3 separate regions of the Mus musculus genome follow, and all the other regions are linked to region 2. A link is a loop called in an ENCODE intact Hi-C map of the cell type or tissue named here. Cell type or tissue: left cerebral cortex. All regions are shown on one strand.

The links. Hi-C counts contacts between places; a loop is a spot of excess contacts. Peaks named below come from ENCODE experiments on the same cell type or tissue, not always from the same donor. Only the 100,000 strongest peaks of a DNase experiment are listed, where the experiment ranks them.
Region 1: a loop joins it to region 2, with 8 times the contacts of the local background. A loop is called at or near these places in 22 of 42 quality-filtered maps.
Region 3: it touches region 2 in a loop (10-fold over the local background); 24 of 42 quality-filtered maps call a loop at or near these places.

Annotation. Positions count from the first base shown.
Region 1 is chr16:23,449,149-23,457,148 of GRCm38, forward strand. It overlaps a transcript of Masp1 not described here. Among named protein-coding and RNA genes, the nearest start is that of Rtp1, 24 kb to the left of the region's middle. In left cerebral cortex, a CTCF peak has its summit at 3,511 (motif pointing right); DNase peaks (open chromatin) are centred at 3,524 and 5,410.
Region 2 is chr16:23,949,945-23,957,944 of GRCm38, forward strand. No RefSeq gene overlaps it. Among named protein-coding and RNA genes, the nearest start is that of Rtp2, 23 kb to the left of the region's middle. In left cerebral cortex, a CTCF peak has its summit at 3,970 (motif pointing left); DNase peaks (open chromatin) are centred at 3,089, 3,710 and 3,932; H3K27ac peaks cover 629 bases.
Region 3 is chr16:23,546,485-23,554,484 of GRCm38, forward strand. It overlaps a transcript of Rtp4 not described here. Among named protein-coding and RNA genes, the nearest start is that of Masp1, 30 kb to the left of the region's middle. In left cerebral cortex, CTCF peaks have their summits at 1,479 (motif pointing right), 2,156, 4,037 (motif pointing right) and 4,860; DNase peaks (open chromatin) are centred at 2,087, 4,062 and 4,863.

The DNA.
Region 1 (8,000 bases), 500 kb before region 2:
TGTGGGTGGTATTTGAGAAATATAATTTATGTGCTGAGACATTGACTTTATGGTATCCTGATAATTTGCAGACAATGGTGATTTTTTTTTTGAAAAAATGAATCAATAGAACCAAAGACATGCTTTCGAATCTACAAGTCAACCTTCCCATCAGTTTTTCTCTTTTCATGGTACACTGATCCTAATCGAATAGAACAAATTTTTGAAACATGTAAACAACTTACCAGACCCATCAGTGCATGAAAAAGTCCACAAGCCAAACAGAGCTCTTTGACTCAATGCAGATGTTTATTGGAACGAATGTGTAGTTTCCCATAAGAATAACAACTTCTTTGACTAATGAATCCCAGGCATGATCATCACTGCTAATACCAGTGCTCGCAGTATAAAATCACAGCTTTCATTATACAAATTAATTTCTCGGGAGGTAGATTTCAGTTGCCTGGAAGACAGGCTTTTTTATGGGCAGCACATTTTAGAGTTGCTTAGGAACTGGCTGGATGTGAAGGTAGTGAGTCGGTTGGCATAAGGTTATGAATTTAGACAAGATAGACTCTATGGCTATACCTTCCTTCTGTGTCTCTAGTTTTAGGTGATCAGGCTTCTTGGACCATAATAGAAACTAGATTTCTGTCTTAGTGTTCTATTGCTGTGAAGAGACAGCTGTGACCACACAACTCTTACAAAAAAAAAAAAAAGCATTTAAATGGGGCTGGCTTACAGTTTCAGAGGTTTTGCCCATTTTTATCATGGCAAGAGCATGGTGGCATGCAGGCAAACATGGTGCTGGAGAATTGGCCAAAACTCCTACATCTTTATCCACAGGCAGCAGGAAGAGAGCCCCTGAGCCTGGTTTGGGCTTTTGAAAACCTCAAAGCCCACTTCCAGTGGCACATTTCCTCCACAAGGCCACTCCACTCCTGTACGGTGACATCTGATCTTTTCAAATATCAACACTCTCTAGTGACCAAGCATACAAATATGTGAGCCTGTGGGGGCCATTCTTACTCAAACCATGAGTAAGAATGGTTTGAGTACACATCATGTCACAGGCATTTATAGGACAAGGTTCAAGTTCCATGGTATATTTAGTTATTTTTCTCAAGATGAAGTCATAATTTGGAGGATAAATAGAATAAATTGTGCCCAGCCAGAAGTTGGTATCTGCATGGGAAACCTGAAGCTTTTAAAGCGCTGGTGTTCTGATAAGGATAAATACGCTATTTTAGTTCTGGATGAAGAATTTTGGAGAAAGGCCTGTTTAGATGTTGGTTCTCATGTTGAATGCTGGTTTTCTGGAAATATCATTACTATGGGAGGGGCTGGTGGTATCTGAGTGGATGCAGACTCCTGTTTTTTTAGAAGAGTTTCCTTGGCCTCACTTGCAGAAATGCTCACTTTCTGAAGGTCATCACCCTCTAGGCTGATTCTTGGCGTTCCCCTCCTTAAATTATGTACAAAATTGGGCTTTTTTTCTATCTCCATGCCTCTCTAAAATAGACTTGTCAGGGGTCATCCCCATATAGAAGTCACATGTGTGTCACAGTTCCACCAGGAATGTCTGGAAGCCATGACCCATATGTTTCTCACTGCAGCAGGCCACAGCAGCAGTCACTATGACCTGTATAACAGACTGCTCAGCAAGAGCTGTGGAGGGGCAGGCGCATTGCCTCCAAGCAGTTTCAAAACTGCATCAAAAGTCTTCATCAGGAACTAAAATAGAGTAGCAGCTTCCTTGAGAAGTATCTGATTGTTGGGTCCCGGCCATCTCTTCGAATAGTAGTCAAGCGTGTAGGAATAGAGTGACATGCTCAGAGGGGTAGTGGGGCAAAGTGTTGTCCCTGAGTGTGGAGCCTTGGGCTTAATACCCACAAGCCCTCATTCCTCACTGTCTACCTCACTTACCAGAGATTTTTATGGAAACTAGCAGCAGCAATACAGGTCGAGGGTCAAAGTCTTCTATGAAGAACAATTCTCATACACAGAAATTCAGGGTTGGGCTTCTGTTTGTTTAAAAATCTTGTCTTGGATAAGGTTTCTAAAAACTTATTCAAACACAGTGTTCTCAGTTTGGTGAGACAAAGCGACAGGAATCAGAGAAATGGCAACCTAAGCTCAGCTGGGATGCAGAGAGCGGGATGCGGAGAGCGAGAAGGAGAGAGTGAGTGTGTGTGTGTGTGAGAGAGAGAGAGAGAGAGAGAGAGAGAGAGAGAGAGAGAGAGAGAGGAGCCTGCCAGGGCCTGCCTTCTGCTGCCCATGCTTAGAGGCGAGAAGGGGGATGGGGCTCAGGAAAGCCACTCTATTTAGAGCAAGGGGAAGATCTTTGGCTGCACTTGAGTATGGTGGATCACTGTGGGAATTTTAGGGACAGCAGGAAAATTTTGTCTTTTGAACCTAATGAACATTTTTCTTTTGAATTACTCTGAATCTAACTCATCACAGGGGACACGACTCCCTTGGATTCTAGAATGTCAGGGCTGATAAGTACCTTCAAAACAAGAAGAAAAGACTTGTAGTGAGGGTCCCATGAGAGACAAGGGTTGATAAGACTTCACAACCCCCATTTCCTCTCAGCCTCGCTTCTCTTACCATTTGGTACTTAGCTCAAGTGCCGAACGACATTGCTGGCTGTGTAACTGGGGTCACGTCATAGGGCTGAGAATTGTATTTTGTTTGCATTTTTATGGGGAATGGGGCTGGGCTTAGGAGGATGGCATTTAGTGAAAAAGCTTAGACTTTTGGGGACAGATTAAAGCAAGGGCTGAGGGTGGTGGAGGGGTGGCACTAATCATCCCTAAGACCCTATCAAGAGTTTATAAGGGACCTCCACCTGCCTCGTGGACACAGACGCCTTTTGCTAAGTCACAGTTTTTAGAAAACATAGTTTAGGTCAAACACTAGGCTAAGTACTATGTATGTATTAACTTTCTCCTCAGCACGGTTTTGTGAGGTAGATAAGGTCTGACCACTTGCTTCTCATGGTTGAAGAACAGACCCAAAGAGGCAGTCAGCTGTCCATCATTACAAAAATTTTGAGTGATGGAGCCTGGATCCAGCCTGGCTGGCTTTGCTACTCTGCCTCTATAAAGACCAGGGAAAGGTGGTTCAACGAATCCCAGTATCACCCAGGAATGAGCAGTGAAGACTGAGGACCAGGGAGGAAAGGTTGCTTGCATTCACTGATCTTCTGTTGGTGACTGACCATACAGCAGGTGTTGGGCTGGGATTCGAACTCAGTTCCTCACCCCAGTGATCCTCTGGATCCAGTCCTTGTTGGGATAGATGTAAGAATAGACTCCATAGCGATCTTTCTTCCCGCAATCTTCACCCCAGGACACCACGCCCACCAGGTACCATTGGTCTCTCTCTGCATCTTTGGTCACCATAGGGCCTCCAGAGTCACCAGCACAGGCATCTTTCCCCCCTAGACGAAAGGGAGATACAGATAAAATAAATAGAAAGCCCCTTTCCCAGCACAAACCTGTGTCTGACTTGTAGTTCAGACAATTAGCCACTGGAGGGTGCAGCAGACCATTGGATCCAAAGCTGTGCTCTATAGGTCAGGCAAGATGATGTCAGAAAGGGCTGGTTCAGGAAGGGATGGCAAAAGTTCTATATTCCCCCACCTCTTCTCTCCCCTCTCCCTCTGTTCTCCCATTCCCATCTCCGCTGTCTGTGTCCACCCCAGGTTCACAGTGTGTGTATAGCTGTTGGGTTCTTCTCTTACCTTCCTTTTCTCCGGCACAGATCATGTCCTTGGTCACTTTCTTCTTCAATGGGGTATAGGCCTCCTGGCAGGTGTCAGAGTTTACAATTGGGATTTCAATCTGAAACACAAAGCTGTGGTTGGTTCTCACACCTCGCTTAGGAGCCCTTGCTGCTCTGACAGCTCTGAGCGGGCTGCCAGAGGCCTTACATGTGGCTTCAGGAATTGCCGCGTGGTACATGGAAAGGCATGGCTGAATGGAGAACTGGAGACTCATTTTCTGCTACAGCCTCAGCTACAGACTTGCTGTAGGTACAGACCCTGGTAAAGCAGCTTTGCCAGAGTGAGATTCACTTATTTTGTCTGTAATATGGAGACAATACTTGCCTAGGATATACCAGCTTTAAATATGACAGCATATAGAAACACCGTGTCGGTTTGTATATGCCTCCTTCATCTCTGCTCTGGAAGCTGGTGCATGTGACTTTAAGAAAGAGAGATCTTTCTTAGAGCACTGAGACTCCCATACCTTATCTTAAAGATGGAATTCACAGTTCTTTGACAAACTAATCATAAACAGTTTCTCAATGGAAATGGATGATCAAGATGCTAAGTTCTGTATACTAGGTATCTTTGAAAAGTAAGAATGTTATTTTTTTACACTATGTGGTTTTGCCTGCATGTATGTTTGTGTGCCACATGCATAATGGGTACCTGTGGAGGACAGAAGAGGACATTAGATTCTCTGGAACTGCACTTACAGACAGCTGTGAGGCAACAGGTAGGTATTGGGTATTGGGAATTGAACCTGGGTTCTCTGCAAGAGTAACAAATATCTTTTACAGATGTTTCATCTGTCCATTGCCTAAATGCTAGGTCCTGAGACAGCCTACCACACTGGCTCTGTAGCCAATTCTCATTTATTACTTTCCCTCACTATAAGAACTGAATGGAACATTTCCCCTTAGCACACACCCTCTGTTGGTTCTTGTTACAAGGGTACATCTAACATCTAACATCTAACATCTAACATCTAACATCTAACATCTAACATATAACATATAACATATAACATATAACATAACACTGTCTCCAACAGGAACATGAAGATTCTCCTTGGGATGGCCCTCCTAGGAAAGTGGGGACAGGAAGGCATGTCATGAGGACATGCTGTCAGCATGTGCTGGCGTCACTGACTAACTACTATTCATCCTTTGGGAGGCCATCTTGAACCTTTTGCCCCCTTTTCCCTGGCAAATCTTGTAGCTAGTTCACAGGAGACAGCATGTAACCACTTGGAAGCTCACGGGTGAAACAATGGATGATTGCTACACAGTCAAAATTTTAAACTGTGATGAGATAACATATGTACAAGGATTTAAATATGGTGAAGAGTTTAGAACACAGGCCCATAATAGAACCCAGGAAAGTAAGAGCCAGGCAGTTTTTAGAAGAAATTTAGGAAGTTTGATGCTATCTCTAGTCCCCTTCACCTAGAAGTGTACAATGACTCAGGGACTGAGGATGTTGCTCGGGCCCCAGACTTGGAGCCATGGCTCCTTAGGTCAAGTTCAGGATTCATTTCTGAAATCATAGGAGGGTGGCTTTCAAATGCAGTGGTCAAGTTCACTTCTGCAGGGACTGTGCTTCTTGGAGCCTGGCCTGTTCTTGCTAATTTGGTATGCAGTCTTCGTGGTGTGCAGATGAATCACGAGCCTGCTGGGTACCCGCACTCGCTGTGTTCTGGGAGAGTTTCTGTATTCTGAGGTTTTTACTCTATGCCAGACACATAGAGTGGTATTTTGAGGCTGGAGCCCATGACCAGTTAAACAAACATATCAAACTTTCTGTGACTTTGAGTCCCATTAAATTTTCAAGTTGAGTTTGGCCCCCATCTTTTATCATTTCCTTCCTCCCGGCCTCTAAATCCTAGAGCAGGCAGTATACAGCAGGAGGCCCAACGCGTGGCCAGGAAATGATTGCTTGCAGGATATAAATTATACCTCACCTCCATCAGGTTCTCTGGAAACCTCTGTAAGAACTGCTTCCCCCAGCCACTGACGATGACCATGGTTCCTGTTGGACACAGTATGAGGAGAGAGTGAGAGAGGCTGAGGTGAGGGTGCTGAAGATTGCCCTGCCAAGGGCATCATCCTCTGCTGGAGGAGAAAGGGCTGAAATGGCTCCCTCGGAGGGAGAGGGTGGGAGTGCTGCTGAGGTGGAGGGCATTGCTTCTGTGATGGGTTACCTGGTTTCTTGGTTGATCTACCTCAACCTCCTGGCAGCTGGCAAGGCGCTGAGGCTGTGTGAGAGCTGTAATCTCACACATCCTGTTCCCCATGTCTACAGTATTGTTAGGGTGTAGGAAGGAGGTGCCTGGGCAGAGGCTATGAATAAGCAAGGAGCCCAGCATAGAGAGCAACAGGTCAGGCAACATTTTCTCCCCTTGCATCAATTTAAGCCTCAGACTCCATATCTGTGAAACAAAGAGGTAGGACTTGGTAATCCCTAAAACTAGCCATGACATCCTATAAGTTTATGAAATCTCAGATGTGGGGACAATGTGAATCCGGGCTAAGGGTAGAGAAGTCATTGTATTCTTATTTAATAAGGAGGCTTGGATGCAGAAAACATGGCTACATTTAAGTTCTGAGACCATTAACTGTGCTTCCACACCTGCTCCTAAGACATGATGTGCCTCAGCTTTTCTCTTTTCCTTCCTTCCTTCCTTCCTTCCTTCCTTCCTTCCTTCCTTTCCTTCCTTCTTTTCCTTCCTTTCTCCTTCCCTCCCTCTCTTCCTCCCTCCCTCCCTCCTTCCTTCCTCCCTCCTTCCTCCCTTCCTTCCTTCCTTTCTCCTTCCCTCCTTCCCTTCTTTCCTCCCCTCCTTTCTTTCTTTTTTCTCTCTTTCTTCCTTTCTCACTTTCTTTTTTGCATTTTATTAGTTCATTTTATATTTTTATAATGTATTTTGATCATATTCATCATCTCTCTCCCATCTCTTTCTCCCAGATCTATCCACTCCTTCCCTGCTCACTCAACTTTGTGACTTTTCTCCTTTATTTTATTTTATTTTATTTTATTTTATTTTATTTTATCTTTTTCCTTTCCTTTCCTTCGCCTTCCTTTTTCTTTCTTCCTTCCCTTCCTTCCTTTCTTAAACCCTACAGATCTAATCTGTTTAGCCTGTGTTACTATTGGGCATGCGGCCTTTCACTGGAGTGTGGTTAGCCCTCCAGAGGCGGCACCTTTAAATTAAACTGACTCACCTTTTCACAAAAGCTCTCAATTGCCAATATCTCTTCAGTTAGGGTGAGACTTTGTGCCTATCTCCCTTCCCCATGATGGGATTTTGTCTGGCTTGGGCTTGCAAAGGTCTTATGCGTAGTATCACATGTGCGCAGTTGCTCAGTTATGTCCAGAAGAGAGCCTCCCTGTAGGCATCCATCACTTTCTGCCTGCCTCTTCCGCAGAGATCCCTGAACCCTGGCCTGCCAGGGGTATGACACAGATATCTCATTTAGGCCTGAGCAGTCTTATTCTCTGCAACTTGACCAGTGTGGGTCTTTGGGTTAATCTCTATCTTCTGAAGAAAGATGTTTTTCTAGCTTGAGTTGAGAGGTGCAGTAATCTATGGGCATAGCAGTAAGCCACTCCGAAAATGTCCTTCAAGGCTTCTAGGAGGCATAAATAAGTTAGTGAGGGCCAGGAGCTGGAACATGTGAAGTACACAGTGCCTGATTAATCAGAGCCACACAGTTCCTGCCAGCTCACTTCTCTTAAGCATTTCTCAGATTCTGGCTTTTTTATTTTTTTATTTGACATCTTTAATCCTCAGGAAATGAGTGAGGATATGACACACTGAATTCCAAGGAAAAGGAGGCCAGCTGGCCTGGGTTGGCCTCCTGCCCTTAGCTAGACATGTTCTGATTATGGTATTTCATTTTAATAACACAGGCAGCCTGATGGGGCTTTGCGTCCAGTTGAGAGGTGAAGGACTTAAGCTTACTGAGCCTGGTGGCATCCTCAAGATGACTCACCAGGAAAGCCAGCACGATAATTCGAACTGTGCTGGTGATCAACTACTGTCCCTTAGCTACAGCTTGTCCTGCCACCGTTTATTGGGTGTGTAGGGCTGGGCCTTGAAGCTTGAACCCAGAGCATACAAGGCAAGCGATTGCAGGACTCTGTTGCCAGCCTGAGCCACCCCCAGCCATGCTTCTCTCTGTGTGCTACTCTGTCATGCTGGGGGTGACAACTCAACTAATGGGATTTTCAGGAAAGGGGGACACTTTCT
Region 2 (8,000 bases):
CCATAAGTTAAAAAGTTTTGAGTTAAAAAACAAATACAACTTTTCTATATTTTTATTTTTTTTAATAAATGTTTTATTGTTCTTAGGAAATGTATACTGTGGTACCAACCCATGGAGCTTTTTTGAGGCTACTGTTAATCTCTTATAATCATAACATTCTGTGTTGAATGTTTTTATTGTTGAACTTACTCTGTAGCCCAGGCTGGCCTTGAACTCACAGACATCCATATAAGAGGCATTTGCTGAGATGAATTTTTAAAATCTACCTTGTATCTTTGAAGAGAGGTTGTATTTTGTAATTAAAGCTCCAGACTGTAAAGGCAGCTCTAGATGTGAAACCCAGCTGTGCCAGCTGTTGCCCACATCAGTTTGGTGAGAAGTCTGTAACCATGAAGATTAGTGGAGACTAGGGCAGCGGACTAGGGACAGAACCAAATGGGCTCACACCAGCTCCTGACACACAGCAAATGCTCAAGAAGTGACACAGTGGCATGTCACTGACAACATTCTTAAATTCTCCAGCTATGGGAATGGGGAACAAACCGGTGACTGCAGGAAGTCAGGGATAGAGGCGAAAGGCAAAGGGAACAAGAGACCTTAGTGGGCATGGAGCATCTGTGTACTGTGATTGTCCTGGAAAGCTCCATAGAGAAAAATGCATAAAAGCTCACATCACTCATACACACAGACACATACACACATATGCCCCCACACACGAACAGATATACCCATATACACACAGGCACACCGTACAAATACACATGTACATATACACACATACCTACATACCTACACACCCAGACATATCCATATATATATAGATACCCTTACACACGTGAGCACACAAATACATACACCATACATATGCATGCACACATACAAGATCCACTCAAACACACACTCACATGCATACACAAACATACAGCCAAACACACACACAAGCACATGTAAAACTGGTAATACTCTTGGTTAGGTCTGTGAACGATACCATGTGAGTCTCACTTTGATAACGTTCAGTAGGCATCTACCATATTACCGCTGGGGAGACAGGCAAGAATTCTGGCCTTATCTGCTCTTTCTCTGTACTTGCAAATTATTTTAGGATTTAAAAGCTATTTAATGTTTCTGCACAGTCTGATTGCTCTACCAATATTCTTTAGTAATATTGTGTATGTCATAGATGTTTTTCAACATTCTATTCAATATATCTTAATTTTATTATTTTTTAATTGGGTATTTATTTCATTTACATTTCCAATGCTATCCCAAAAGTCTCCCACACGCTCCCCCACCCATCCACTCCTACTTCTTGGCCCTGTCATTCCCCTGTACTGAGGCATATAAAGTTTGCATGACCAATGGACCTCTCTTTCCACTGATGGCCAACTAGACCATTATCTGATTCATATGCAGCTAGAGACATGAGCTCCAGGGGGTACTGTTTAGTTCATATTGTTGTTCTACTTATAGGATTGCAGATCCCTTTATCTCCTTGGGTACTTTCTCTAGCTCCTCCATTGGGGGCCCTGTGATTCATCCAATAGCTGACTGTGAGCATTCACTTCTGTGTTTGCTAGGCCCCAGCATAGTCTCACAAGAGACAGCTCTATCTGGGTCCTTTCAGCAAAATCTTGCTAGTGTATGCAATGGTGTCAGCGTTGGGAAGCTGATTATGGGATGGATCCCCGGATATGGCAGTCTCTAGATGATCCATCCTTTCGTCACAGCTCCAAACTTTGTCTCTGTAACTCCTTCCATGGGTGTTTTGTTCCCATTTCTAAGAAGGGGCAAAGTGTCCACACTTTGGTCTTCGTTCTTCTTGAGTTTCATGCATTTAGCAAATTGTATCTTATATCTTGGGTATCCTAAGTTTCTGGGCTAATATCCACTTATCAGTGAGAACATATCATTTGAGTTCTTTTGTGATTGTGTTACCTCACTCAGGATGATGCCCTCCAGGTCCATCCATTTGCCTAGGAATATATCTTAATTTTAAAGTTAGAGAAATATTAGGTTGTCCTTTTGGAAACATCTATTTCAATAGAGTTTAAAAAAATGTTGCCTATACAGAGACTTTGAAGCATAAATTGTAAAATAACATAGTGTGGATTGCTAGTGGCATGCACTAGCTCCTTCTGAGGTTCAGTGGCATCAGAAGCAATGGCCAGAGAAGAATCCAGTCCTGAGTAGCTGATCCAGGAGCAAGAGATGAGAGAGCTGCCTTTCAGCAGCTGGAGCTCTGTGGTCTCAGTGAGTGATTGACATTTCCTGAGCACTCCAGTGAGCACAGCCCCTTGTCTCAGAGTCCACCCACTTAGATGGGGCATCAGAGTCAATTTACAGACCCTAGAATCGCCTAGGAGATGGACCTTTGGGCGTGCCTGTGGGGGAATGTCTTCATGTCATTAATTGCACTGAGAAGGCCCTACACACACACACACACACACACACACACACACACACTGTAGGTGGTACCATTCACATACACACTCACTGTACGTGGCACCATTCACACACACATGCACACACACACACTGCAGGTGACACCATTCATACACACATGCACACATGTACACACACACTGCATGTGGCACCATTCACACACACACACTCACTCACTGTCGGTGGCACTATTCACACACACATGCACACTGTAGGTGGCATTCACACACACACTGTAGGTGGCACCATGCACACACACACATGCACACACACTCACTGTAGGTGGCACTATTCACACACACACACACACACACACACACACACACACACACACACACACACTGTAGGTGGCACCATTCCCTAGCAGCCTGCATTCAAGGGCCCCTCTTTGCTTCCTGAGTGCAGATGTGATCTTAACAGTTGCTTCTAGTTCTTGCCACAGTGGACTGTACCCTGGAAGTGTGAGAAAGAGCAAACGTCTTGTCCATTAAGTTTCTTCTGTAGAGTATTTCATTACAGCAACAGAAAAGAAACTTTGACAGCCAGCACGTAGGGGAGGGAGCTTGTTCTGGAAATCGCCAGTGTGGTCTTCTAGGCTGCAGCTAGAAACCCAAGCCTGAGGACAACAAACTTCCCCAGCAACGCCTGAAGCTGGTCAACAGTGGAGATCTTGAGCTAGGACCATGTGCACGATCCGCAGCAAAGATTTGCTAAGTCTCTACAGCCACCCACAGCCCGGGGCATGGTCTGAATGATTCTTGGGAGCACTTCTGGCCATCACTGAAGGGTAGCAATAGAGGTGTGCCAGTTCCACAGCCTTGGTAACCGTAAAGCTGGTGAATTCTGGGTGTTCCTGGGGGCTTCCGCTCTGACTCCATCCAGAGTTCGCACTATCACTCCCCAAAACCTTTCAATTCTGAGAGGCTCCATTATCTTAAGCTATGCTGTACAATAGAAAAGCTGTGCCCAGGACTGTGCAGAAACAGGGGCACGGTGTTCCAAGGAGTGGCTCTGCCCCCTGGGGCCCAAGGTTGGCCATCACCCAGCCCAGCGTTCTTAGCTCCTTCCAATCTCCATTTGCTCCTGTCAGATAAGGTGGGGTTTTCTTGTCTTGTTTTTTTTTAGCCAGCAAGATTGTGATGAGGATCAAAGCTCTTGGATCCGACAGTGCTTCGCTGACCTAGAAAGAGCACTATGCTCATTAGCAGTATTATTTGAAGGGCTCTAGTAGAGAATGGCCTCCTTTGGCTGAGAACTGGGACAGGACTTCCACGTTTATCAAGGAAAACTAGAAACCTACAATTCAAAGACAGCCAGAGTGGAAATTTACGCTCTCAAGTGGGACCTTAAATCGCACCCCATGAACCACTAGTCACTTGGGGTGAATGAGCTACAAGAAGACAAAGGGGTTCGAGGGAGAACAATTCCAAAACACAGCTGGGCCTGATTTACACTGGGGAAGTGGGGAAGGGGGGGGGGGCAAAATAGCCACTGCTTGTCCTACACTGCCACCTTGTGGCCATTCTCCAGACTACACAAGTAAAACTAGTCTCAAAATGGGAAGCCAAGAGTTGCTAAAACTGGGAAAATCAGCCTAGGATGAATTGGTAATCCCAATTGGTTATCCTATGCCAAGTCATCAGCCATACAAACATACACAGAAGAACAACATTGCTGTGTTTATACGTGTGTGTGTGTGTGTGTGTGTGTGTGTGTGTGTGTGTGTGTAAGAATGATAAAGGAAATAAGATGTTATGAATTTGAGAGTGGCAGGGTATAGGAAGCTTGGACAGAGGAGAGGAAAGAGGAAATGTTGTAAATACAGCACACATCTATGAGAGTAAAAAACAAATAAAATACAAGTAAAGACCAAGCAGAGAGTTGGGAGTGGTGTTCCATGCCTGTAATATCAGCACTGAGGAGCTGAGGCCCAAATATTGCTGTGAGTTTGAGGGCAGGATAAGATAAAAAGTGATAGCTACCTCAAAAACAAGTGGATTGTGAGGAGCGGGTGTGGCAGCAGCTAATTCTTATGACTTGCACCTGACTTCCTCATACACCTGAAAATTGCCATGACCATTGTGAAAGCTGCGCAGGTGCACCATGATGCTGGCGGTGTAAACAAGTCCATATTTGGTGGAGACGCGCCCCTGCCACCCTGATTGGCTGAAGCTGTGTGCCTGGTGAGGTGATGTGGCCTGCCATGAGTGAATGGGGACTGAGAGTATATAAGAGTGAGAGGCCCGGGGTTCAGGGGAGAAAAAGATGAAGCGAGAGATGATGACTGAAGCTTGCTGAATAAACTGCTGTTAGAAGAACTGGTGGTCGTGTCGTTCTTGCTGGTCGAGAGCGGACGCGACAGTGGATGACGGGATACATCTGAAATCCTTAAACGCACTACCATTGCTGGGTCCACATTGGGCCAGGTCTGCCGTGAGTTAAGAAGGGGTAAGCAGAGAACATTATGAGCCAGGCAGAGATGCAGTACTCTTGTGTTAGACATTGTGTATCTTTCTGTGTGACTATGGGTCATGTGTGCCAGGCAGAAATAATAGCAGCATAAGCAGGTGGGGCATTGAATTGTCTCACTGCCATAAAATAAAATAAAAATAAAGAAAATGAAATGAATGTTAAAAGGGCTGAGTTGGGGGGTGCAGCCTCATCTGGTAGGGGTGCTTGCTCTGAAAGCATGCGGTTCAACTTGAGTTCAAATCCCCAGTATCCATGTAAACAGCCTGGCATGGACAACTATTCTTTTAATCCCAGTGTTACATGAGGTGGAGGCAGGAGGATGGCTGGGGTTCTCTGCCTTCCAGCCTAGCTCCATGTTCAGTGACAGTATCAAGATGAAAAGTAATTGGGCCTGGACACCTCATGTCCTCCACATGCACAGATACACACACCCGATCCATATGTGTGTACTACACACACACTCTCTCTCTCTCTCTCTCAAAGAAAGAGACAGACAGGCAGAGAGAGAGACAGACAGACAGAGACAGAGTGATTTAAAAACTAAAAATGGTATGTGAGAAGCCAGCCCAGGGTATTATATAAAAAGAGGAAAGAAAACCAACATGAACCCTATAATGCAACTCTGCCCGTCTCTACCCCAAAAGGAGTTGAGACTATCATGATGTTGGCCCTTCTCTCTTGTGACTCACAGCAGCAGATCTCCACTCTGACCTCCTGGGGTCAATGCATCGTGCATGCCACCACAGGCTCAAAGCAAGAGCGCAGTGATGATGATGGAGCTGTGATCACAGGGCACCAAAACAACTAATTTCTTATCATAAGTTGATCATCTTGCGTGTTTATTACAGTAACAGAAAGCTGACTACCACAAGCTGTCACCCACAGCCCATTCCATCTTTAGATATTTACTGTAAAATCTTCTCTCCAGTCAGGCTGAGCTTGTTTTTTTTTTTGTGTCTCTCACCCATTGGTCATAGCTTTCTCCCTTCAGCTTTGCCAAAGAAGCAGTCAGACAAATGAGGCTATTTGACAAAGACAACCTTTGGGGCAGTGGTTCTCAACCTTCTTAATACTGCAACCCTTTAATACAGTTCCTCATGTTGTGGTGACCCTCCCCCAACCATAAAATTACAAAAATTACTTTTGTTGCTACTTCATAGCTGTAGTGTTGCTACTGTTATGAACCGCAGTGCAAGTAGCTGTGTTTTATGATGGTCTTAGGCAACCCTCTGAAGAGATTGATGAACCCCAAAGGGTTTGCAACCCACAGGTTGAGAACCACTGCTTCAGGGGCTGGGTAAGATTTCTGGAGACAATCATAGCAGTGTAAGGCCACAGCTATAACAGAAATGCCTACCACAAGCATCTGGAAATCGGTCTCAGGCCTTAGAGACTATGTTTGCTTTCTGGCATTTGGTGTTCTTTTCCAAATGATAAAGGAATTGAACTGCAGACTCTTCTTGGCCAGACCACCTTACAACACTTACAATAACAAGTAGCAACATGTTAAAGAGTCCCTTAGGCGTAAAGCTCTCCTGGCTGTGATGGCTGGTAAACCCGGGATTGCCTTCACAAGTTGAAATGCAATGAGCAACCATAGTCTCCAGTGAAAGGGATTTTCACCCATCTTGAAATGCTGTATCCTATAAAATTCAGATCGTTTCTATTTCATAGATACCAGCTTGAGGCTGACCTGTTCTCATGTCTGTATAACCCAAGTGCCCTTGCTCACCAAACACTATGTTGTTCACTGATGTTTATTTGTGAGGCCCACCAAAGGTAGAAACGACAAAACTAGTTAGAATTGGAAAAAAGCATCTACTGGGCTGGGGCCAGCACCACTGTCTCTGTCTCTCCTCCTCTGAGGCAAGAAGCCCTTGGTGAGCTCCTGGGAGGTCCCCAAGGCCAATTGTCTGGCCCCAAGAAGGAATTCAAATCTCAAACCCCTGGACCTCTAGTGTGTGGGAGAAACACAAGAGAAAGAGTTGTGATGCTGGGGCCATTTGTGAGAACTTTACAAGCAGTCTCTGTTGTGAGTTTAATTGTGTCCCTTTCAAAATTCATAGTTTGAGATTTTTATCTGGAGTGTCTGAGAACATGCCACTGTTTCCAAACAGATTTGTTACATAGCAATTAGTGTCACGCTTTTCTTATTGTTGTGACAAGCATACCTAATAAGTTACTTAGGGGAGGAAGGGGTTAGTTAGTTAGATAGTTAGTTAGTTGGTTAGTTAGGTCGCTAGTTAGTTAATTAGTTGATCTAGAACTCCAGCCACTCACATTTCGAGTGAGTCTTCCTGTCTCAATTAACATAATTTAGCTAATTCCTCATAGACTCTCCTAGAAATTTGTCTCCTGGGTGGTTCTAGCTATTGTCAAGTTGATAATCAATAGTAGCTATTTCAGGTCCACCCCTCAACAACTTGACACCCAAGCATGTCATGTGGAAGCCCTACCCTTCCATTTCTTGTCCCCGAAGGCTCAAGGGCATTTCCTAGGGCAAAAGGCATTCTGTTCAACTTTAAGTCCCCATAGCCTTTAGCAGTTCCAACACTGTTTGAAAGTCCAAAGCTCGAGTCTCTTCTGAGATTTAAGGCAATCTCTTAGCTGTAAGTTCTACTTTAGAGAAATCCTATTTGCATAGTTCTGATAGATAACGAATGCACAGAGTAAGCATTCCCGTTCCGAGATGGAGAAATGAGGATGTCACAAAGTTGTACCAGACCACACCAAAATGTCCTGAAGCTCTCTCTATGTTCAGGATTGAAAGCTTGCGATAACATCATCTGCACAGAAAGGAGCTGAGCACGGTCACAGCAAGGACCACTTCTTGACACCACTATTCTGTAGTAGCTACTTTTCTCCTTGCTGTGACCCAATCTTCAACAAAAGGAAAGATAAAGAGAGGTAAGTTTATTTCAGGTCACAGTTCAAGGGAGTATAAACTGTCAAGGTGGTGAAGGCATGGTGGCTGGAGAATAAGGTATCGAACCATATTGTATCCCGCTAGGATATAAAGATATATGAGAGCTGGTTGCCCAGTTGACTTTCTCCTTGTGTGTGTGTGTGTGAGAGAGAGAGAGAGA
Region 3 (8,000 bases), 400 kb before region 2:
GTTTTGGTTCATAATTTCAGAGAAATCTCAGTCCATCTAGGTGGGGAGGCCTGGCAGGGGCATGTGGCTCTGTATATGGTAGGAGGGTGACTGCCTTACAGAGTAGTACCAGGAAATATACAGGGTACACACATATACCCACATAGACAGCCAGACACAGCCATACACACATACATACAGGAGAGAGAGGCAGAAAGCGACAGAGAGAGACTGACACACAGACAGACACACACGGAGAGAGAGGCAGAGAGAGACAGAGAGAGATAGACACACTCACACAGAGACACAGAGACAGAGATGGACACACAGACACAGAGATATACAGAGAGACAGAGACACACACACGGAGACAGACACACAGACACAGAAAAAGAAAGAGACACACAGAGAGAGACAGACACACAGAGAAAGACACACCCACCCACAGACACAGAGAAACAGAGACACACACATGGAGACAGACAGACACACAGACACAGAAAAAGAAAGAGACACACAGAGAGAGACAGACACACAGAGAAAGACACACCCACCCACAGACACAGAGAAACAGAGACACACACATGGAGACAGACAGACACACAGACACAGAGAAAAAGGAAAAGACACATAGAGACAGAGAAGACTTCAAAGGCCCTCCCTATTGACTGCTTTGTGCCAGCCAAGCTCCTGAATGCTCTCTACGATTCACAATAGTGTCACAGTCTGGGAACCCAGAGCACACCACATGAGCCTTTGGAGGATCTCTCGTTCTCAAACCACAACAGAGGCCGCCGTCCACCGATGCTGCAGTTGTTTGGCTGCTATTATTGAACCCCAGTCAACCCTCTTGCTCTTGCACTTTGAACCCAACAGCATCATTTACTTTTGTATAGTTGAAGCCAGCGTGTAGCCCATCTCCACTCTAGATGCCCAGCGTCTTTGAGTCTGTGCTCAGTTGTTATTTCATCAAGCTCTGGATCAACTGAAATCTCACCAGGTCAGCTTCTGCCATATGGCCGTTCTCAGCGTCCCTACCTTTACTTAACCTTTGGATTGGCTTGTGCGTCTACTTTTCCTCTTGCATACTTGCTCACTGAAGGAGGACCCTCCCCCTTGGGTTCAGGGTCCCTCTCCCAGCCCCAGCCTAGGGTAGCCTCGTCCTCTCTGCCCTCTGCAGACACTGATGTGGCTGCCCGTTCTCACGGCACAGAGACTTCAGTTTTCCTGACACAAATGCATCATCCTTCTCTGTCGCCATGTGTCCCCTTCCAGCTGTCCTGCAGTCTCCCCCCACATTCTTCCTCAGTGGAGTCTCTGGAACAGCAGTTCCCAGCCTTCCTAATGCTGTGTGTGACCCATTAATACAAGCCTTCATATTGGGGTGACCCCAACCATAAAATTATTTTTGTTGCTACTTCATAACTGTAATTTTGATATTTATGACTCATAATGTAAATATCTGTATTTTCTGATGGTTGCAGGGGAACCCTGTGAAAGGGTCATTCAATACCCCTAGGGGGCGCAACCCGCAGGTTGAGAACCACTGCTCTTGACAGAGTACTTCTCCCACCTTGATGGTGTGTACCCTCTGCTCCCTGTTTTTTGTCCCAGACATCCTGAAGGTGCCTGAGTGTCTAAGCCTGCCCAGTCAGGCTCTCTTTTGTTCATGCCTCACTTAACCGTATCTAGTTGCACCTCACTTAACCGTATTGTTGGCTCTGCTTTTGTGTTTTTCAGAGTGCCTCTTTACGTGTTTGCTTCCTTTCTTCTGCTCCTACTTCTTGCGTGCCCCTTCTATGCCACACCTTTTCTTTTTTTCTTTTTTCTTGTTTTTCGAGACAGGGTTTCTCTGTATAGCTTTAACTGTCCTGGAACTCACTTTGTAGGCCAGGCTGGCCTGGAACTCAGAAATCTGCCTGTCTCTGCCTCCCGAGTGCTGGGATTAAAGGCACGTGCCACCTTGCTCGGCTGCCACACCATTTCTGCCCGTCTCTCTTCATCACTTCCTTCCGATGTTCTTCAGTATGGCTCAGGAACCACCCAGATAGCTTGCTACCCGCTGAACTGACAGGCCAGAGATCTGCACCGTGGATGGCCTCTCCTGGGATTCCGTGCCATTTCCTGGGACTGTGTTCTTTAATGTTTCTCAGCCTACCACACCCTCTGCTGGATCTCTCAAGACTCATGTCGTCCCTAGATAGGCATACATAGCCTGTTGTGATTTGGCTCTTGTGAAGTTCTTAGACTGGCTCTCAGAGTGCTCTATAACGCAGACGTCTACCCTAAACACACACACACACGCACACGCACACGCACACGCACACGCACACGCACACGCACACGCACACGCACACGCACACGCACACGCACACGCACACGCACACGCACACGCACACACACACACACAAACCCTGAGGCTAACACTTCTGGGCATGGCAGTTCCTTTTCACCAAAATGCTTTACACTAAAACCCTTGTAAACTCACCTTTATGTGGTGACGCATGCTTGTAACCGCAGCACTTGGTAGGCTAAGTTGGGGAGAAATGCCATAGTTTCAGTCCATCCTAGACTGAGACCTTACCAATGAGGCCTCAATACACCAAAAACCGGAAAGCAAGCAAAGGGTGAGACCAACACCCCCAAAGGCATCACCTTCAATCTTGGACGCCATATTGAGCTTTACAGTTCAAAGCTTTTAAGGTGCCCCTGTGTAAGCCACACCCTCAGCTCTGTGGTTAGCGAGGTACTAGCTGGGCTCAGGTTTGAGTGTGAGCTCAGCACACAGGACCACAGCCTGCTCTCCCCAGGATCCAGAAAACAGTCAGACAGTTGGTCGCGCAGACAGATATGACGGGACACTGTTGGCTTCAATCTGGGCTGCACAGTTCCGTGGATGAGGTGATCTCTCACATATGCAGGGGCGCCACAGGGTGAGCCCTGAATATAGTGTGTGAGCAGGACTTTCAGGAGACTAGAAAGTCAAGATGATCACTTTGAGTAAAGGAGGCTGCTTAGAGGGAAATTCCCAGTGGCGGCAGAGAAGTCGCCCTTGTCCCATCTGTACTTTGGATGGGATATTGCTGGCACAGGGAGAAGGTAAAGTATGGGGAGTCACAGGGAGGCACTGCCCAGAACTGGACAGAGCTGGGCAGTGAGAAAGGAGGCCTGGCCCTGTCTCTGTCACCATTTTAAAAGATTACAAAGTCCCTGGGTGCCAATACACAGGCTAGCAGAAATGAGTGGGGTTAAGAACTGGCACAAATTGCAAATTGCCCTTTCTAACTCAGTGAAGAATTGAGTTGGAATTTCGATGGGGTTGCATTGAATCTGTAGATTGTGTTAGGCAGGATAGCCATTTTCTTTTACTATATTAATCCTGCCAATCCGTGAGCATGGGAGATCTTTCCATTTTCTGAGATCTTCAATTTCTTTCTTCAGAGACTTGAAGTTCTTGTCATACAGATCTTTCACTTCCTTAGTGTCACACCAAGGGGTCCATCCCATAATTAGCCACCAAACGCAGACACTATTGCATATGATAGCAAGATTTTGCTGAAGGGACCCTGATATAGCTGTCTCTTGTGAGGCTATGCCAGTGCCTGGCAAATACAGAAGTGGATGCTCACAGTCATCTATAGGATGGAACACAGGGCCCCCAATGGAGGAGCTAGAGAAAATACCCAAGAGCTGAAGGAGTCTGCAACCCTATAGGTGAAACAACAATATGAACTAATCAGTACCCCCAGAGCTCGTGTCTCCAGCTGCAGATGTAGCAGAAGATGGCCTAGTCGGCCATCATTGGGAAGAGAGGCCCCTTGGTCTTGCAAACTTTATATACCCCAGTACAGGGGAACACCAGGGGCAAGAAGTGGGAGTGAGTGGGTAGGGGAGCAGGGTGGGGGGAAGGTATAGGGGACTTTTGGGATACCATTTGAAATGTAAATGAAGAAAATATCTAATAAAAAAATTTTTTTAAATCCCCTAAAAAAAAAAAAAAAAAAAAAGAACTGGCACAAATCTGTTGTGAAGGGTGCAGTGACATGTTGTGGCCACCAGGTGACACTAGAGGATTTCCTTCGGCACAAAGCAGGGCTTGTCTATGCGTTCCCAAGTGCCACGGGTGTAGCACCTAATCTCTAAAGAAGGCAATTCAGAGATTTTGAGAAAATACTCATTTTGAAGGATGCAATGAAGCTATTCATTAGTTGTCTTTGAATATGCAAATTTAAAAATCAGCCCCTTCCACACTTTCAAAAGGTTTAGAGGTTGTCTCTGTACTCCCAGCGGCTTTGGCTCAGACTTCATATCCGGGACACAGGCAAGGAAATGTTCTGAGCTGGTCCTAGTGGGATCTCTTGCGTACCCCTTGTTCTAGAGGACGGATATGGATGGCAAGAAGCGGCATGGCTTAGTACAAATAAATGTCCCCTCTTCCTGGGCTCAGAGCAAGGGTAGGACATGGAAAAGGAATTGTAAACTATTGTCAGTCTGGGTTTGAGAACCCTCTCTGACAATCCGGTGAATGTCACAGACTCTCCCTTCCAGAATGTTCTGTATTACCATGCTCTTTTAGTAGCTCCTGAGACACATTGTGTAGCCACATATGATTTCTCTCAGCTGTAAATACCTAATATTTGACAGTCACACTGTGATAGCTACGCGCCTCGGCAGCTTCCCCGTTTGTAACGAGAGTAGACTGCGCTGTCTAAGGAGAAGCTGCGGAGGTGAAGAGTCCCACCGTTGCCTCGGTGGTACCCAGGAGGTCGCCGATTTTAATCGAGCATTCCTAGGAGGCTGCCAGCCCTGAAAAGATGCTGAAGCTTGAAGCTGTGCTGCAGCGTCATAATCTTTAGCCAGCAGCTGCCTCATGGAGTGGTACCCAGCCTGCACCGGAAGGGTGCAGCTTCTTGTCAGCTATGCAACGCTGTCTGTCTTATGACTCCCTCTGCCAGGATGCTCCAGGCACGGTGCCTGCTCCTCTCTGTTTCATATTGCTGCTCCATACATGCATGCCTGAGGGATTCCCTGCACCCAGAGCCAGAATCAGTATAGACCAAAGGACGGAGCAATGACCTTGGAAATAGGAGCCTCTGTTTGGTTCTGGCTGCCATTTACTAAGCACAGGACTGGCCTCAAGTATGAAATGGGAATAATAACTCTTCTTTTTTGTCTTACTCAGTTTCTTTTTTTTCCCTCCTCCCACCCCCCTTTCCTTTCGCTCCGGCCCTGCTTGCTCCTACCCCGCTCACTCCCACCCATAGGTTATTAATTAATTAGTTAATTAATTAATTAAATTTGTTTCTCATTAAGGATGGTTGTGAGCCAACCATGCAGTTGCTGGGATCTGAACTCATGACCTCCGGAAGAGCAGTCAGTGCTCTTAACCACTGAGCCATCTCACCAGCCCTTCAGTTTCTTTTTAAGTACCCTACAGATTATTTGTTTTCTTTAACACAATTGATTAATTAGGACATTGGGAAAGAGAACTTAATTCTAAAATGGGGAAAGTAAGTTGGAAAATCAGCTATGCAATGTGGGATTGAATTTGAAAGATGGGTGTTTGAGCAATAGAAGCACAGTACGAGCTCTGGGTCCTTCACCTCCTCCAGCCATCTGGTATCCTGCTGCCTCAGCATCTCTGACACCAGTGCCCTACCTGGCTGCATAATATGGTCACCAGATCTTATCTTCCTGGTCACTCAGGCCCAGGCTGTCTGGGACAAGTTCTAGCTAATGTATGACTAAGCCTTTTTCCTCTTGAATCCCTCCTGCCCAGTTCAAGTGTTTGCTGTGTGTTGATTTCCTAGCCTTCTTAGCGTTCATTCCTATACTCATTCCCTAGTAGCAACTGTGTAGGAAACACGATAGTTTCCCAGGCCTCCACGGGACACTTCAGGTCTGACTGGCAAGCTTGTGCCAGATCATCATCAAACTCAGTCCCAGCAAAAGCTTTCAGAGCGGCCGTTGTCTCCCTTGGGTCTCTGCCACCAGGGCTGAGCCAGGCTGCTGGACAGATATCAGGGGTGTGTGGGAGAGAGCTGACCAGAGTTACCAGAAACCTGCAAGTTGACCATGTATAGATGTAAAGTCAGGGTTGGCCAAGTTCTACTCAGAGTTGGACAGAATCACCCAGCTGACTTGGAAAAAGCCATAAGTGACCAATTAAAGGATGCGTGACTTGTTATGCAGCACATCTTAGCTGCTATAACTGTGTCACTCAAGACACTTTCAGACAGCGTTAGACTACGGCAACGGTAATTTATGGGCCATTCATTGCAACCTGCTAGCTTGCAAGGTATGTTCTTCCATTTAAAGCTCTATCCTGTTGTCAAAATAAACTGAATTATGACCTGAAGAGGTTAGAGAACCATTGTGCTACTTTGTTGATGAAGAGACTGTGACATGGAGAGGTGATGTGACTTGTCAAGAAAGACTCAGTGGCAGTTTCAACCTGGGAAACCAAGTCTCTAGACTTGGCGTGAGCCTCTCCCCCTGCATGGGCAGTCCACCTGGCCAGCTTGTCATTCTCACACCGGAGTCCCTTCAGATAGGAGCTACTCCATTTTCACTGAAGAACAGTCCGAGGGTCAGATGCCTCCCTTCAAGTGTGAAGATTGACTAGTGTGGGTCCTTCAGAGCATTTGGTTTTCTTGGGCTGTTTCAACTACTGCTTTCAATGAAGAATGGTGGGGGGTCCCCAGTGACACCTTTAGAAAACTCTGCCTTCCCCCATGGCTCAGTCCCCTCTTCTTCCCTTGATTGGACTGAGAGACGGACCTAGATGGCTCCCTTTCTGAGAGGTAGGTGGATGCTTGTGTTCTGACACAGCTGCCCTTCGTGATGCCACTGGTGCCATCTGCCCACAGAAGCCTCCCAGATCTTCCTAGGTCACCCACATTTCTAGTTTGAAATGTGAATACCAGGTTTTAAAGAAGGTAAACGGGGAAGGGATGATGGTGCTATTATGAACCCAATAGTCTTGACTGCACTTTGCTAGCGACAGCCTCCAGCCTGTTGAAAACTGTAGCACAGCTCCCTAGTGAGAGGTCAGAGGGCCATCCTTTTGACACCAGCTGAGGCCCTGTCTCTCTCCTGGCAGTCCCTGGACTGTCTGGAGTCTCCTGGGTACACTAGTCAGGCTTCCACACTGCACACGCTCCTTTCTACAGTGTGCTGAGCCCCTCCCCGCCAACCTAGATGAGGTTTTCTTTGGCTCATGCTGCTTCATCCATTCCTGAACTTTCATCATTGAGATGAAAATAGTGTCAGGCCCTGGGAGACCCCAAATTTATAGTTCCCATTCTTAACCCCTTTTCTGTTTCAAGAAAAGTGCCCCCTTTTGGGCATGCCTCAGTGGCCAGGAATCCTCCTGCACAAAGGGCTCCATCACACCCCTCATGCTTATGAGTGTAAGGGACCATCATGATCTTCACTTAAACAGCTTACATCGCCTCAGCCACATGGTGCCAGACACCACCAGTGTGCCAAGGTCAAGGATCCTTTTCCTATCTCATCTAAGTGCTTTTAGCTTTTCCAGGAGTTTAGGCCGAAAACTGTAGTGTTGTGTGGGAAACCCAAGTCTCCCTCACATCAGAAAATATTAATGGACTCTCCTTTAAGATGTATCTAGGGGCTGGTGAGATGGCTCAGTGGTTAAGAGTGCCGACTGCTCTTCCAAAGGTCCCGAGTTCAAATCCCAGCAACCATATGGTGGCTCACAACCATCTGTAACGAAATCTGATGCCCTCTTCTGGAGTGTCTGAAGACAGCTACAGTGTACTTACATATAAGAAATAAATGAATCTTTAAAAAAAAAAGATGTATCTAGACTCCAACCATTTCTTACCTTCACCATCACCCCTCATGTTGGGGTGTCTGCCGGTGCTCCTTAGCCTTCCTCATTCTTATCCTCAACTTCTAAATCCAGATTTAAAAATTACAGACAAAAACTTTATGTAAAACAGCATTACCATTAGGCCAGTTTTCTAGCCTCCAAATATTAAACATGGTTTGTATTC